Regions from separate parts of the Homo sapiens genome. Here region 1 is linked to region 2. A link is a contact called in ENCODE Hi-C or POLR2A ChIA-PET data. All regions are on one chromosome and are shown on one strand. The core of a region is the stretch at or near the end of the contact, and the rest is flanking DNA. Distances in the headings are between cores, read along the strand shown. Region 1 has its middle 20 kb from the start of HSPG2. Region 2 overlaps ALPL (alkaline phosphatase, biomineralization associated).

Evidence for each region. A loop is a pair of places that touch in the nucleus more often than their neighbours do. ChIA-PET counts read pairs that join two places held with the same protein, here RNA polymerase II (POLR2A). Pooled maps may share reads with other maps.
Region 1: a map of astrocyte of the cerebellum shows a loop between it and region 2 (7-fold over the local background). The contact joins two enhancer-like sites. A Hi-C loop is called at or near these places in 1 of 168 maps with a recorded cell type or tissue (astrocyte of the cerebellum), 1 of 37 single-sample maps with no recorded cell type and 2 of 50 pooled maps. POLR2A ChIA-PET finds 5 or more read pairs at or near these places in 1 of 52 experiments (A673).

What each region holds. Positions count from the first base shown.
Region 1 is chr1:21,955,646-21,958,345 of GRCh38, forward strand. No RefSeq gene overlaps it. Among named protein-coding and RNA genes, the nearest start is that of HSPG2, 20 kb to the left of the region's middle. Within about 2 kb of position 1,331, at least 26 of the 41 ENCODE cell types and tissues checked have a DNase peak (open chromatin) inside an H3K27ac peak, as active enhancers do.
Region 2 is chr1:21,538,719-21,541,418 of GRCh38, forward strand. All of the region lies in intron 1 of ALPL (alkaline phosphatase, biomineralization associated), which reads left to right. Among named protein-coding and RNA genes, the nearest start is that of ALPL, 31 kb to the left of the region's middle. Within about 2 kb of position 1,358, at least 5 of the 41 ENCODE cell types and tissues checked have a DNase peak (open chromatin) inside an H3K27ac peak, as active enhancers do.

The DNA of each region.
Region 1 (2,700 bases), core at 81-2,580, 420 kb after region 2:
GGGGCTGGGAGTCAAGAGTGGGAAGTGAGAGGCCCCTTTCCTGGTGGGGGAGGGGAAGTTCTGGCCTTCGATCCTGGGCTCTTAGGGCCCAGGCTGGAGTTAGGCTGGGCCGGCTGGAGTCCAGCTGACTCCAAGCCCGGGGCGCATGATGGGAAGGATATGGGGAAGAGGTCTGCCCCACCTCTTTCCTAGGCTCAACCCTGGGAAGCTGATATTTGTGAGGCATATATCATGTGCCATAGAACATGATATTGTGGGTCCCAGGCCCTTCTCAGCCTCCTTCCCTCCCATTTAATCCTCACAGCACCCCTAAGAGGTATTTTGTTTTCCAGATGAGGTAATCGAGGCTCAGAGAAGGCTAGAGACTTGCCCAAGCTTGCCCAGGAGGCTTGAGTGAGAACCTGGCCTTCTTAAGTGCAAAAGAGGGTAGGCTGTCCCTCCCACTCGGTGAGGACTCAGGAAGTGGCCCTGTGAACTGAGTAGCACTGGGAGGGGTCTAGTCTGGAGACCCAGGATGTTGGACAGCAACAGTCCCATCCCCCACTCGCCCCATTCTCCACTCCCCAGCCAAGCCCAGCTGCCCCCGCTTCCAGCGCTGCAGAGAAGATGCAGAGTCTCAGAAGGTCCTGGGTGGTGGGGTGCCCTGTCCTGCCATCTCCAGCCACAGTGGTACCCGCTGCCCCACCTGGCCCCTCTCCACCACCTCCAGCATTGGATCCTTGGCTTCATTGCCAAGGATAAACTGGCTGAAAAGTAGCTCTGCATCATCCGTTGCCCTCCCCCTGCACCCACCCCCAACCGGCTCTCCTCATTCTCACCTATCCCCCCTCCCACCCACCAAGGGCCACAGTCCCACCAACATCCTCTGCCCATCCTGTGCTCACCAAGAACACTAGGGGCCCTTCCCCAACCCCAAGCACAGAAGTTCCAAGGCATCTCATTCTCTGTGCTCCCCTGGGTAGGGGGAGCAGCTCCCTTCTCCAGAGACCTGAGGACCCTGACCCATTAGCACAGGTGCTGCCCATTAAGCCTTCACCTGCCGCTCAGCAGTTTCTCTCCTTCCCTGGGGCCTGAGAGAGTGGGAAGTGCCCCCTTATCCCTTCAGCCACATGGCTCTTATAAGCCCAGCTCAGCAGCCACATGTTTGTGACACCCAGGTCAGTTCAGGGGACAGCTAGAGCCAAGAGCCCTCCACCCTGCCCGAAGGGCATCTGTGTCCAGCCTCAGGCAACTGTTGGCACTGTGTCCTGAGCCTATACCTGGCCTTGAGCCAACTTGCCTGCCAGACTGGAAAATCTCTCCTGGGCCTGGACCTGGCCCTCCCCCGGCTGCAGCCTTATACCCACCAGAGCACAATGAGTCACGCGTCCTCCTCACCTAACACCCTCAAGGATATGGGGCCCCTGCTCACCCACTGCCAAAAACAGCACTTCCCCAAGTCCACATGTGGCAGGCACAAGCCAGGGCAGATCTGAGCTCAGGAGCACTGGGCAGGAGTGTCTTGGCAGGAGTCCCTGCCAGGGAGAGCTTCCCGCCCGCCAAGCTACCTGAGGGCTTTGCAGGTAGAGCAGCCAATCTGGGAGGCAGCAGGGCTCCCATCTTGATGGGGCCCGGGAAAGTCCCTGTAAGGAGGGTGCAGGAGGACGGTCACAGGCAGGCTTATGTACAACCTTGCTGAGAGAACAGCGCCCACGGAAGGTAGGACGGCAAGTAAGAGGCTTGTGCTGTGACCTGGGGCAAACAGGTGAACTTCTCCAAACCTCAATCTCCTGTTCTGTGAAGTGGAGGTGGGGAGGGGACTTCCGGAACACTGTTGACTTGACTGGCTCGCAATCACAGCGAGTGTTCACAACGTGCTCCCCGTGTCCCAGGCACACTTCCGAGTGCTTGATTACCTTACGAGTGGCTGCAGCCGTGTGCTGGCCCACAAGAGCCAACTGTTAAATGTTCTGAAATGTGGTGAATGGTTGTTAAAACACAGGTAGCTTGAAATCAGCCATAAGGAAAATATTTGGACGACAGGAATTGGCAGATATGACACATTAGGACTTGTTGCTGTTGTTGTTGTTGTTTTGAGACCGAGTCTCCCAGGCTGGAGTGCAGTGGTGCAATCTCGGCTCACTTCAGCCTTTCAACCTTCCTTCCCAGGTTCAAGTGATTCTCCTCCCTCAGCCTCCCGAGTAGCTGGGATTACAGGCACGTGCCACCACACCCAGCTAACTTTTGTATTTTTGGTAGAGATGGGGTTTCACCATGTTGACCAGGCTGGTCTTGAACTCGTGACCTCAAATGATCCGCCCGCCTCGGCCTCCCAAAGTGCTGGGTTTACAGGCATGAGCCACCGCGCCCAGCCCCTTTCCTTTAATCGTCAGATATAATGGCTCAAGTCTCCATCCCGCGGGCTGTGGGAAGTCCAGAGCCTTCCCTGCTATTTTTCAAGGAGCCCAGAAGGCTGTTATGGCCTTTTGTCACCCCTCACTCGGAATCTCTGCTTCTGGGTCAGTGTTCAGCCCCTCTTGCTGCCCCACCTTCTGTGACTGTCATGTTCTGTCAGCAAAGTCGCAGCCCCTGCCACACTGCTCTGTGACTGCTACTCCACAGGAGACCTTTCTCCAGCTTCTCTCTTCCGCCTGCCCCTGTTGCGTGGCTCCCACTGCCCCCGTAGTCCTCCCACCCTCTGGCTGCTGAGCCTGAAAAATG
Region 2 (2,700 bases), core at 108-2,607:
GGGTGCGCCCACCTGGCCGGGGGCAGAGCCAGGTCTTGAATGCCAGGTCTTGAATCTGGGATCCTCCCCTCCCTGCCACTGCAAGCCCCAAGTGAGTTGCACTGCAGGGCTGGCTACAAGATACCGTGCAAAGATCAGAAGAGACTTGGACCCTAGATGTGACATTCTCTTGCTGTGTGACCTCTGGCAAGTCACCTCACCTCTCCTGTAAAGTTATGATTATAGGAAGCCCTCCCACTGGGAACCGTGGTGCAGATACAATGAAATAACATTTGGGAACAGAGTGTAGTGAGTGTGAATCAAATAGCAGCTGCACGCAATCCCTTCATCTGCAAAAGTATAATGTGTCTGTGTAATGTACATATTGCAGAGAGGGCAAATGGTGGTTTGTTTCCAGTCTTGCCTCCTGTTTGAGGAGTTTATGCTTAGTCCTGGGAGACAGAAACATCCCCAAGTAAGGCTGAATTCTGGCTCGCTCACTTACTGGCTGTGTGACCTTGGGCATGCTCCTTAATCTCTCTGTGCTTCTGTTTTGTCATCTGTAAAATGGGGATAATAATAGTGCTTACCTTGAAGGTTGTTGTGGGGATCAAGTGAGTTAATATAGGTAAAGTGTTTAGAACAATGCCTGGCACATAATAAGGTCTATGAAAAGGTTTGTTATTATTAATCTTATGAATACGATGACAAAATATGTAAAATAGGATTTTTCTAAAATAGTCTCAGTTTGAAATATTTTCATCAGTTGCCGCAAATCACTAATGTACGGAAGTCCAAGACATTGGCATCCAAGCTGCGCCTTGAACACTGCCTTGCCTTTCCAGTAATTGCCCCCCAAATCCTCAGCTGGTTAGTGGGGAGACCTATCCCTGCCCCTGATGTGCTGTGTGACACTGGGGAGGTTGTGTACCCTCTCTGTGTCTTCCTTTTCTTTTTCCTTTTTTTTTTTTTTTTGAGATGGAGTCTCACTCTGTCACCCAGGCTGGAGTGCAGTGGCACGATCACAGCTCATTGCAAGCTCCACCTCCCGAGTTCACACCATTCTCCTGCCTCAGCCTCCCGAGTAGCTGGGACTACAGGTGCCCGCCACCCAGCCCAGCTAATTTTTTGTATATTTTTAGTAGAGACAGGGTTTCACCGTGTTAGTCAGGATGGTCTCGATCTCCTGACCTCGTGATCTGCCCACCTCTGCCTCCCAAAGTGCTGGGATTACAGGCTTGAGCCACCGCGCCCGGCCTGTGCCTTCCTTTTCTTGTTGTTTGTGAGAGCAAGGATGGGCCGGCCATGTCTCCTAGTACCAGGGAGGCTCCCCCTGCAGAGGGCTGAGGGAAGTGCTGGAGGAGGTGGTTGGCGAACACCGCAGATGTAGTGCGTGCGCCACCCTCCCCCACCGCTTTCTGTACTTGGCATCTAGGCTTGGCACAGAGTGAGGTGGCCTGGGGCAGAACATGTCCTTTCCATGGCATGGCAGAAGGCTGTGTGCCTGCAAAGCAGCCATGCTCCGCCCCCGACCCCTGCCTGGGCACTGCAGGCCCCAGGCATGGTGTCTCTGGGCCCTGCTATCTCCCTCCCCTGCGATCTCCCTACTGCGCCTCCCTGCTGCTTCTCTCCTGCCACTAGTCCTCTGGCTTCAGTCCTCTGCCCACAGAGTTGGTTTGGGGCATCATGACCGTCCTGGAGCCTCAGGGACCCCCAGAGAAGCTTTGGCTTCTCTGAACCCAGACCCTCAGGGTTTCTGATTCCAGCTCTGCTGTGTGGCCTTGAGTAAGTGACAGTCAGAGCCTCACCCTCCTCACCTGTAAAATGGAGCTGGCAATGGGGCATGTAGTGAGATGAGGCATGCAGAGGGCCTGCTCTCCACCAGGCCGTGCTTGGGGAGCAGAGCCCTTTGTGGTGGGTCCAGGCTGCCCCTCTGTCCTGAATGCAAGCCGCCTGCTCGTGCCTTTCTCCCTGAACCCCAAACTCCACACATTCCTGCCTCCTTGCCTTTAAACACTCAGGTCCTGTTGGGAGTGTCCTCTCTCTCTCTCTGCTCATCTCAACCCCATCATCCTTCCAGCCTGGTGCTCGACCCACCCCCACGGACACTTCTGGCCCATACCCTGTCCTAGACTTTCTCTCTCTCCCCTTCAAGATGGAAAGGAAGTGTCAGGCTACCTGGCAGGTTACTCCTTTCTTCCCAAGTGAGTGTGTGAGGGAGAGAGAGATCTGGTTCTCTTTGGAGATGGGAGCCCTTTGACTGTAAGAATAGGACCTCTGCCGCTTAAGAACAGGCCCTTTGAAGGGAAAGTACTCAGCAGGCAGGTGAGCTTCTGGGTTCTAGAGTCTCAGAGCTGGAAGGACTGTCTGCAGCCATCCAGGTGAACAGGTCTCTGGGAAATCCCAAAGCATATGGTGGCTTGATCGAGTGGGCGGGGAAGGGTCCATCCGTTCTCTGCTCCAGCCCCTCATCTGCCCCACTTGCCCATCTCTGCCCCGCAGTCCATCCACCTCATTTGCTCCCCCTCCCCATAACCCTAGCTCCTGACTGACATTCACTCAGCACCTACCACATCCCAGCCTCCGTTTTACACCCTTGTGTGTATGAAGGCATCCTTACAACAACGCAGTGGCTTCTATTAGGTGTGGAGGGGTGAGGTCACCTGCTCTGAGCTGCCCAGCTGGTGAGGGGCAGAGGCAGGATCAGAATCCAGGCAGCCT